Regions from separate parts of the Homo sapiens genome. Here region 1 is linked to region 2. A link is a loop called in an ENCODE intact Hi-C map of the cell type or tissue named here. Cell type or tissue: right lobe of liver. All regions are shown on one strand. Region 1 overlaps XPO6 (exportin 6). Region 2 overlaps XPO6 (exportin 6).

Evidence for each region. A loop is a pair of places that touch in the nucleus more often than their neighbours do. Peaks named below come from ENCODE experiments on the same cell type or tissue, not always from the same donor. Only the 100,000 strongest peaks of a DNase experiment are listed, where the experiment ranks them.
Region 1: a loop joins it to region 2, with 2.8 times the contacts of the local background. A loop is called at or near these places in 4 of 110 quality-filtered maps.

The regions. Positions count from the first base shown.
Region 1 is chr16:28,203,041-28,208,040 of GRCh38, forward strand. The region is part of intron 1 of XPO6 (exportin 6); the gene reads right to left. Among named protein-coding and RNA genes, the nearest start is that of XPO6, 6.4 kb to the right of the region's middle. In right lobe of liver, no CTCF peak of the experiment used is centred here; no DNase peak of the experiment used is centred here.
Region 2 is chr16:28,102,649-28,107,648 of GRCh38, forward strand. XPO6 (exportin 6) reads right to left here. Exons shown (of 24, transcript NM_015171.4): 18 at 4,874-5,000; 19 at 3,735-3,849; 20 at 3,395-3,566; 21 at 1,898-2,059. All of the region lies in intron 1 of LOC124903669 (a long non-coding RNA gene), which reads left to right. Among named protein-coding and RNA genes, the nearest start is that of GSG1L, 41 kb to the left of the region's middle. In right lobe of liver, a CTCF peak has its summit at 2,778 (motif pointing right); DNase peaks (open chromatin) are centred at 2,833 and 4,158; H3K27ac peaks cover 2,115 bases.

The DNA.
Region 1 (5,000 bases), 100 kb after region 2:
TGAGGCCGGAGGATCACTTGAGCCCAGCAGCTCAAGGCCAGCAGGGGCAACATGGTGAAACCTCGTATCTACAAAGAATACAAAATTACCCAGGCATGGTGATGCATACGTATAGTTCCAGCTACTCAGGAGGCTGAGGTGGGAGGATCGCGTGAGCCCCAGGAGATAGAGGCTGCAGTAAGACATGATTGCTCCACTGCACACCAGCCTGGGCGACGGAGTAAGACCCCATCTCAAAAAAAAAAAAAAAAAGTCAGTCAGCAATGGGTTGTAGAATGAATGACAGGGGGAAAGGAGAGGTGGGAGGTTGAAAAAGTAGAGGTAGAGTGGCAACCACACTTTCAGGAATTCCTACCCTTTCAACACAGCCTGTGCTATCACATCTTCCTTGGCTTAGACAGATACATTTGACAATGCAACTACTTAAGATCTTCAACATCCTTCTCGTGCCCAGGGCCAACTACCTTCATGTCAACAGCGCCACAACTGCTCACCTACCTACAGAGATAGCCACATCCCATATTTCATCAGCACATGGCCCATCTCCTGTCATCTCTTCCTATCAGTTTACATGTTATCGCTTCCATTCCTACCAAATCCAAATCACCAACTGATTAAAACTTTCTACTACTCTCAATCGCCAGGTTACAGGCTTCCAAAATCAGCTTGTGCTTTTCCTTCTTCCTCATCTCTTAACTCTGGAATCAGTTTTAAGTGACAACTCCCTTACCAGGTCTTCCTCTCAACCACTAATTACACATGCAAGAACAGGCAGGCCCTTGTCACATCCACACAGGCATGGTGTAACATCTGGTTTCCCACATCTAACCTATACACAGCAGATTAAGTTTCCTTTAAGGAAAAACCATCCAACAAGAGAAAGCCAAACTCCCTAGGGTAGTACTGGAGACCCTCCATCATCTAGCCACAAACTACCTTGATAGCCTTCTCTCCAACTACTTCTTCACATCCTTCTCTTCTGAAACTTCCAAACTTCTGAAACTGCTAGGGAGCCTAGTTTACTCCTTCCCTAAAGCTCCCTTTGAACACCCAAGACCTCAACAACATCCCTACCACAATTTAATTGCCCACTATGCCAAGAATTGCTCTAGACTCTTGGGATACATGAACAAAAGAGAGATTCCCTAGCTTTATGGAGCTAACATTTTAGCAGGAGACAACAAAAGACCAACCTCATTAATAATATTGAGTATATAAAATGTTAAAAAATTGTACAAAAAGAGAAGTAAAGCAGGATGTCAGGGACTGGAAGTGCTGAAGTGGCATTACCATTTTAAACAGGGTGGTGAGGGAAGGCCCCACTGGAAAAGTGACTCGAGGCTTAAAGGTTTAGTCAAGCAGATTCTCAGGGAGAGCACGGTCCAAGCAGAGGCAGGGAGCCAGGCCAAAGGCCTGGAGCAGGAACATGCCCAGAAGGTCTGAAGAGCAGTAAGAAGACCGAGGGAGCTGCAGCACAGCCAGTGAGAGCTAAAGGAGGTGAGCTAGAGGGGAGATGTGACCCGTCTCACAAACCAGCTTGGATGTCAAGCAGACAGCTGGAGACTCGAGAACTGGAGCTGAGGAGAGAGATGTTGGGTTATAGGTGTCCTGGATGAAGGCACTAAGTTCGAGGCCTAGAGTGTTCCGGCTATGAGATGAGGAAGAAACAACCTGTGCGACAGGAGGAAAACCAAGAACACACCTTAGTGTCCCAGCGGCCAAGTGACGAAAGGCTGAACTGCAGAAGGGGTACTCCACTTGTCTGACACTACTGACAGATCCAGTAAGATAGGGACTGAGAGCTAACCACTGGATTTAGCAACACTGGATAAGCAACACTTATCACCTTGATAAGTGAGATTAAGAGAGAATAATGCCAGGCGTGGGGACTCACATCTATAATCCCAGCATTTTGGGAGGCCTAGGCAGGGGGATCCCTTGAGCCCAGGAGTTCAAGGCTGCTGTGAACTATGGTCACTCCACTGCACTCCAGCCTGGGCGACAGAGCGAGATCCTATGTCTAAAATTAATGAGCAAAGGGAAAGTGAGGAATTAGAGACCAAGTACAGGCCACTCCTTCCTGGGGTTTTGTTGCAAAGGGGAAAAAAGAAATAGGGCAATAACTGGCCAGGAAAGTAGGAGTAAAGGTTTCAGATAAAAAAAATACCATGTTTGTGTACTACATGTATATGTGTACATAGGTATGCATATAAAGCCCTAGAAAGTCCTACGCACCCAACAAATGTTTATTTCCTTCACTCTCACTTCACACCTATCATTTTCTATTATCTTTGTTGCTATATATGTGACCTTTGTAACTGTCTGCAAGAAACTTTCACTTGGAAGGCCCTTTCTTTGTCCCAGTGTCAAACTCTTCCTCATCCTTCAAGACTCAAATATACCTTCCTGGGAAGCCTTCCCTGACTCTTCTCAGCCAATCTCTCTCAGGTCAGTACCTATGCAATCTTTGTACCAATGCCCCTTTGCACCAACACATTCTTCTACTATCACCTGTATCACAGTCTCTTGTATTTTCAGAGTATGTTGACTTATCTTCCCCACTAAACTGACTCCCAGAGGGCAGGGGCAGTATTAAATATTACCCTGGAAGTGTAACGGTTATGAGCAGTGACTCGCTGTGTGACCTTGGGAAGTTGCCTAACCTCTCAGTGCACTGAATGTCAGCTATAAAACATGAAATGAAAGCTGCCTTTAAGCCAGGCATGGTGGTTCACGCCTGTAATCCCAGCACTTCGGGAGGCCCAGACGGGTGGATCATGTGAGGTCAGGAGTTCAAGACCAGCCTGGCCAACATAGTGAAACCCCATCTCTACTAAAAATACAAAAATTATTCAGGCATGGTGGTGCGCACCTGTAGTCCCAGCTACTCGGGAGGCTGAGGCAGGAGAATCGCTTGAACCCAGGAGGTAGAGACTGCAGTGAGCTGAGATCACGCCACTGCACTCCAGCCTAGGCGACAGAGCAAGACTGTCTCAAAAAAAAAAAAAAAAAAACTGCCTCTACCTCCTAGAGTTGTTTGGGACAGTAAATGGGTTCATAGGTTCATAGATGTAAGATGCCTGGCATATAGAAAGCAATACACACACACACACACACACACACACACATATTAACTATTATATTGTTAGATTGTAACCACAGTACCTAGGGTTGTAAACTTCATAGCAGGAAGTCAATACATTATTTCATGATTATTTGGCCTGGTGTGGTGGCTCGCGCCTGTGATCCTAGCACTTTGGGAGGCTGAGGCAAGAGGACTGCTTGAGATCAGAAGTTCAAGACCAGGCTGGACAACATAGCAATCCCCACTCTCTACAAAAAATAAAAATAAAAAAATTAGCTGGGCATGGTGGCATGGGCCTGTAGTCTCAGCTACTGAGGAGGCTGAGGTGGGAGGATTGCCTTGAGACCAGGAGATCGAGGTCACTATGAGCTGTGACTGTGCTGCTGCGCCCCAGCCTGGACAACAGAGCAAGACCCTGTCTCAAAAAATAAATAAATATATAATAAATATAAAAACCAATAACAAAAACTCTGGCTTAATCTACCTATTTCTTTATACTACATTAATTTTGCTGACCACATTTTGGTTTTATCAGGTGATTTGAACCATATCATATACTAATTTTTTCAGAAGCTATTCAAGTCATTTCTTGACAGGTAACTTTTTCTCCAGACTTTCTCTAATGCTGTGACTGACATACAAAACCTCTGGGTACTGCTGAACCTTTCCCTGCCATCTCCCTGCACCCCCATGTCTTCTTTGTACCTCTGAGAGCATGGGGTACAATGCAATGCTGTGGATGAACAAGTGGATGACATGCCATGTGAGTGGCTAAATTTCAGTTCTGATTCTGCCTCCATTACAGGGGCCACTCACGGTAACTGATATTAAAAAAATAAGGCTAGGTGTGGTGGCTCCCACCTGTAATCCTAGCACTTTGGGAGGCCAAGGTGGGCAGATCATCTGAGGTCTGGAGTTCGAGACCAGCCTGACCAACGTGGTGAAACCCCATCTCTACTAAAAAACACAAAAATTAGCCGGGTATGGTGGTGGGTGCCTGTAATCTCAGCTACTCAGGAGGCTGAGGCAGGAGAATTGCTTGAACCTGGGAGGCAGAGGTTGCAGTAAGCCAAGATCGTACCACTGCACTCCAGCCTGGGTGCAAAAGCAAGATGCCATCTCAAAAAAAAAAAAGGAAAGAAAGAAAGAAAGAAAACAAACCTTAGCAGGCAATTCAATTTCTAAGCAACTAAAAAAGAAATGCTAATATAAGCAAAAACTCAATTTTGCACACAATTTTCATATTAAGCAACAGCTCGCTCAATACTAAGTAATAATTTCTCAGCAAAGTAGTGGGAACCTCTAACATGTCACACCACTTAAGAATCCATGGGAATGCAACAAAAAATGATTTAATCAAATACAGTTATAGTATGCTAGCTCTTCCTGTAATTCTATACTGCAACTATAAATCTTTTTAAACTGGTTCTAAATGTGAAGGTCAACAGGGATAGTGTAAACAAAATTCCCCATACTCCCTATGCTCCACCACTATCTATCTCTAAGCCAAACAACATACAGGTGGAAGACTCTCCTGATCTTCCTTCCCATGAGGCAGCACCCAAAGAGCACAGGCTCCGGAGTACAGCACTTTGGGTCTAAATGCCAACTCCACCACTTGTCAACTAGGAATCACAGAGCAGGTCTGTCCATCTCCCGCTCTGGCAGGAACAGCCATAGTGGAACCTAGCAGAGTTGGTGGGGTTTACTGATACTGAATGACTAAGAGAAAAACTTGGCCAGGCGCAGTGGCTCACGCCTATAATACCAGAACTTTGGGAGGCCAAGGCGAGTGGATCACCTGAGGTCAGGAGTTCGAGACCAGCCTGGCCAACCTGGTGAAACCCCATTTCTACTAAAAATACAAAACAAAAAAAAAAACTAGCTGGGCGTGCCTGTAATCCCAGCTACTCAG
Region 2 (5,000 bases):
AATCACTTCAATCCAGGAGGCAGAGATTGCAGTAAGCTGAGATCCTACCACTCACTGCACTCCAGCCTAGGCAACAGAGCAAGACTTATCTCAAAAAAAGAAAAAAGAAAAAAATTACTAGTTCAGGGGCAAAAAGAAACACCCCGCACACCAACACAAAGTGCCCTGCTCCAACAGAAAGAATAGAAAGTGACCATGGGGGCAGTCGGGGAGGCCGGTGGTCTGCAGGACCCCCCTACAAAACAAGTGGTGACTGCTTTGTCATTCTGTCCCTGGGCCCCTAAGCTACCAGAGGAGGATCTTGTAATCCCTGCAGCAGGGATGAGATCTCCATGATGACCAATAGTTTCCACTTATTTACTGTTTAAAGTTAGGTTCATGGAAGTATAACAGAGTAAACTTTTGAGGTTTATCTTTCTATGAATTCTGACCTACCTGTGGATTTGTACCACCACCATCACAACCAAGACAGGACACTTCCATCACCTGGAACGTCCCCTCACACCCTCACCCCTAAGGCAACCACTGCTCATTATCTGTCCCTGTGGTTCTACCTTTTCCAGAATGTCATAGAATGGCATGGGATCCTACCATGCATAGCCTTTGGCATCTAGCTTCTTTCACCTGACAGAATGCATGTGAAACTCATCTATGCTGCTGATTGTACCAAGAATCCATGCTTGCTTATTGCCGAGTGCCAGTCCCTTAGAGGCATGCACGAGCCTGTTCATCCATTCAGCTGCTGGATACTCAAAGTGTTTCCAGCTTTGGCAATTATGAAACAGCTTCTATAAACATCAGTGTACAGGTTGTGTGAACATATGCTTTCATTTATCTTGGGTAAAATACTTAGAAGTGAGACTGCTAGGTCATACAGTAACTACACACTTAACTTTAAAAGAAACTGCCAAACTGTGAAACTATTCTCCAAAGTGCCTTTCACCAGCCCTCAGTGGGGACCAGGCACCAGCGTGCCAAAGAAGTCTTCCAGGCAAGGACAGGGTTCAAGAGAAAGGCAGGGGAGGCGCAAACACTTGAGTACTGCAGACCTGAGGCCTCGGTGGGTGCCAGGGATGGGAAGGCCAGGGCAAGGGCACGTGCCTGAAAAGAACTGCCACACAAGAGTCAGTATGTGTGTGTGTGCGCGCGCATGCGCACGTGCATGCCTGTGTGCATGCTGTGTGCTAGTAGGGAGCTGGAGGGAGGGTGGAAATCCCTCTTGCTTCCCCATGAGGAAAAGCATGCACTGAAAATACCAAAAGAGACTCCCCTAGCTAGACTCAGATGAGAACGTCAGACACTTGAGTGCAGACCCTGGGAGCGTGCCTGACACAGCCACAGAGCAGGCTGGCTGTCTGGGCGAGGTGATGCCGTCCCAGTCTTCCACAGCAAGGGGTATTTAGCCCCCAGACAGTGCACTCTCTCCAATGGACAGCTGCATCTGCCCTGAAAGCGAATGCTCCCTCCCAGGGCAGTGTTTCTCCCAGTATGGTCAGAGTCAGAATCACAGTGCAGGTCTGGGGCCCTCCTGCGGAGACTCATATTCAGGCAGCTCCCCGCTAAGAAGGCCCTCGGTGACTCTGGCATAGGCAGGCTCTTTACACTTGGGGAAACAGCACTATGAGGTCAGCGGAACTGACGTTTATCAAGCATCTCCAAGTGTCATGCACTTTGTGTATGTCATCTCATTTAACCTCACAACAAACCTGTGACCCAGGCAACATTAGCTCCACTTTGCAGATGAAGAAACTGAGGCTCCAAGAAATTAATTAACTTCATCAATACTAACAGGCAGAACTGAGCTTCAGACCCGAGACTGTGGGGCTTCGAAGACAGGACTCGCTGCAGTGGTCAGGTTAGAGGAAGTCACCTGGCAGCAACCCCGCCCCCACGTTACCTGCATGATGGCACTGAACTGGGGCTCATTCTCCATCTGCTCCTCAGCGATCCCCCTCTGGACACTGGCCAGCACGGTGGACTTGAAGAAGTACCTCCAGTTGTGATGGAGCGTCCGGAAAAGGAGCTCAAACAGCTCGGCCTTCACATCAGGGGAGGGACGCTGCAAAGACACACAGACGCTCAGACCTGCAGCTTGCGGAGCTGCTCCGGCCTGGGCCCAGGGCAGCAAAGATGCCTAGGAGACGCCTCGTGACAGCAAGCCGAGTGTCAACACTCCATCCACATGCCTGTCACTACCTGCGCAAAAGACATCCAGCCCCTGGAGTCCTGTCACTGCCTGTGCAAAAGACATCTAGCCCCTGGAGTTGGCGGTTCACACCGCGAGTTCTTCAGGAGAGACATGGCCCACATTTGAGAGAGAATGCACGGGTCAGTGCCAAGGGCCCCTTTTTCTGATGAGCACTCAGCTTTTACACTAGAAAAAAGCTACCAAGTGGATGAACAATTAGGAGTATGGATTTCCTGTTCTATTCGACCTGTCAGATCTTCTTGCTTGTTCCTTTTCCCAGGATAAAAAATGCTGTCCCACTAACCTGTTGGTCTTACACAACCACGGAGGCTAAAGACAGACCCAACGCCTTAAAGCGATTCTGCTCCCCAGAAGGGGAGGGTTTAAAGAACACTTGGGAGCCAGGCTCTCTGGGCCAGTCTCCTCTTTCCCAGTAGCCAGGATTCTGAGAGGAGTTAGAGGAGAAGGGTCAGGCTCAGCAGTGTTTTCTCATTGACTCCAACTCCCCCAATCCCTTATTCCAAATGTCTCTGCAGAATTCAAAATTAGAAGGCCCACATATATTCAGTTCAGCCTTGATTAAAATTAAATAGACACCAGGGGCCACAAGCATCCACAGAAGAAGCCTCATAGGCCCAGTGCATTTCGTAATGCACAGCAACCAGACCTGTCCCAGTCTCAGTTCAGACAGTTAAAGATTAACTCTTATTTATACGACTATTACCAAAAAAACTGAAATTAAATCTATACTTATTCCGGGTCTTATTATGCTGAGTGCCTGCCTATTTTCTAAGAAGGACAAAGGGCTTTCCTGTAACACTGAAAGGTTTGTTTGAATGGTTTCAAGAACTTGCCTTGTATCCTCGAGACCATGAATGTTTCTAATAGGAAAGTACATATGTTAGAATGTTTGCTATAGAAAACCAGAGTCTCTTAAAGGTATAAAATTTGCCGCAGGAGACTGATCTTAGCAACTGACCCTGTGGAATAACTGCCATGCTTACACTAGACTAGCTCCAATGAACTCAATCAATATAAAAACACTGTACCACACCACTAAAGGCCTTCTTCCTTGGGAGAAACTACTTTACAAGCATATTAAACTAACAAATGAACTTTAAAACACAATACATTTTCTGTGAAATCTCATTCCCTTCCCAATCTGGAGATGGGGGGTGCTGCACAGGGGACCGTCTGAGCCCCTACCTCGGCAATGATGGGATACACTTGCTCCATGCACAGGGCGATGATGCTGGGGAGGAAGGGCTTGAACACCTGGCCTGGCTCCTGGACCACCACCTGCAGGATCTTCAGAAACTTCTCCACCACCCGGCAGCCTGTGCTGCCCTCGTGGAGGATGCTCTCGGCTAACTGCTCTCTACAGAGGAGAAAGCCACACAGTGAGCAACCACATGTTTCTCTGGGGGCCAGCATGAAAACCCATGCTGTGGCAAGTGCAGAACAGGAGCAAAAAGCCACACTTTGTCGCCAGACCCACCACTTCTCCCTTGAATCTGAAAACTATAGATGGTGGGTCTGTGCTTACCTGGTAAACATGTTGAGGAAAGTCTGTATGATTTGCTCAGTGAAAGGCACACCCATCTGTACTCTAAGGCCTCGAAACAGAGTGAGGAAGAAGCTCAGCATCTCATCAGTCACATCTGAGGAAAGGGGCAGAGATATCGTCAGAGGCTTGCACACAGTGAGAACCAGAACCCTGGGCTTCATCAACCTACTCCTGAAATCTGCACTATCAGCTTTCTCTACAGCTTCCTGCTGGAAACATTTCCCCAACACCATCAGGGCCAATGATGGAAAGTGGAAAACGATTAGGGACATGCTGAGAAAATAGTTCTGGTATAGGGAACCTCCACCTGGTGGCTCACTACAGGAAATGAAGGTCATCTCGAACCCTCCCTCATTGCCCGACATCCAGTGATGGTCAGAGTTTCACTGGAGAGGGATCACTTTGTGCCCACACTGATGAATGCCAACTGGGTCAACACCTGAGTGCTTAAGCCATTTCCCCCTATGACTAATAATCCCTGCAGCTGGGTCAGGGGTTAAGTGGTTGAAAGTGGATAATGAAGGTGTATTTAGGTTGCATGGCCCTGGTCCATTAAATGGATTAATTGCAGAAAATACTGGTTACATATAGGGCAGTTTCACTTCCAGATCTCAACAATCATCTTGTGTAGTGTGTTTCAGCCCTAACTGCACGCAATCTGCTTGCAAGAGGCAATGAATATTTGCTGACTGAGAAGTGCCTGATATTTCTCTTGTAAAACTGACAAGACTACTATAATGCTGTCATGAGAGCTAGGCAAGTACATCCACAGAGCTAGAGAGGCCCTCTATCACTGACAGTGACAGACAAGGGTGAGGGGAACGATCTCGGCAAATGCACCTTGCCACAAAATAAGGAGAACTAAGCCAAAAAAGCTCTCTTGCCTTCTCTTGTAGGTGCCAAGGCCCATATGGAGAGCTCTGCTCACTTTTCCAAAGGGCCTTGGCCCTAGACTCCACAAATAAACATCACTGCCCTTTCCCCTCAGTACCGGGTTTCGTTGCACGGAACAAGTCAAGGCCTGTACTGCACCGACTCAGTGTGTTCTACAGATCTAAGTGGGTATTCTGGCCCTTGTTAGCACCACCCACCAGTGGGGCCTCTGGGCCAGCTCCTACCTGACTGATGGATAAAAGCTGGAAAGAGGGCCAGGGAGACCTGAACAGATTCCTGCAGCGACTGGTAGCAAATCTGTCGAGACTTGGTGGACTCCCCCGAGATATTCTCCACAATATCTTCTAAGAC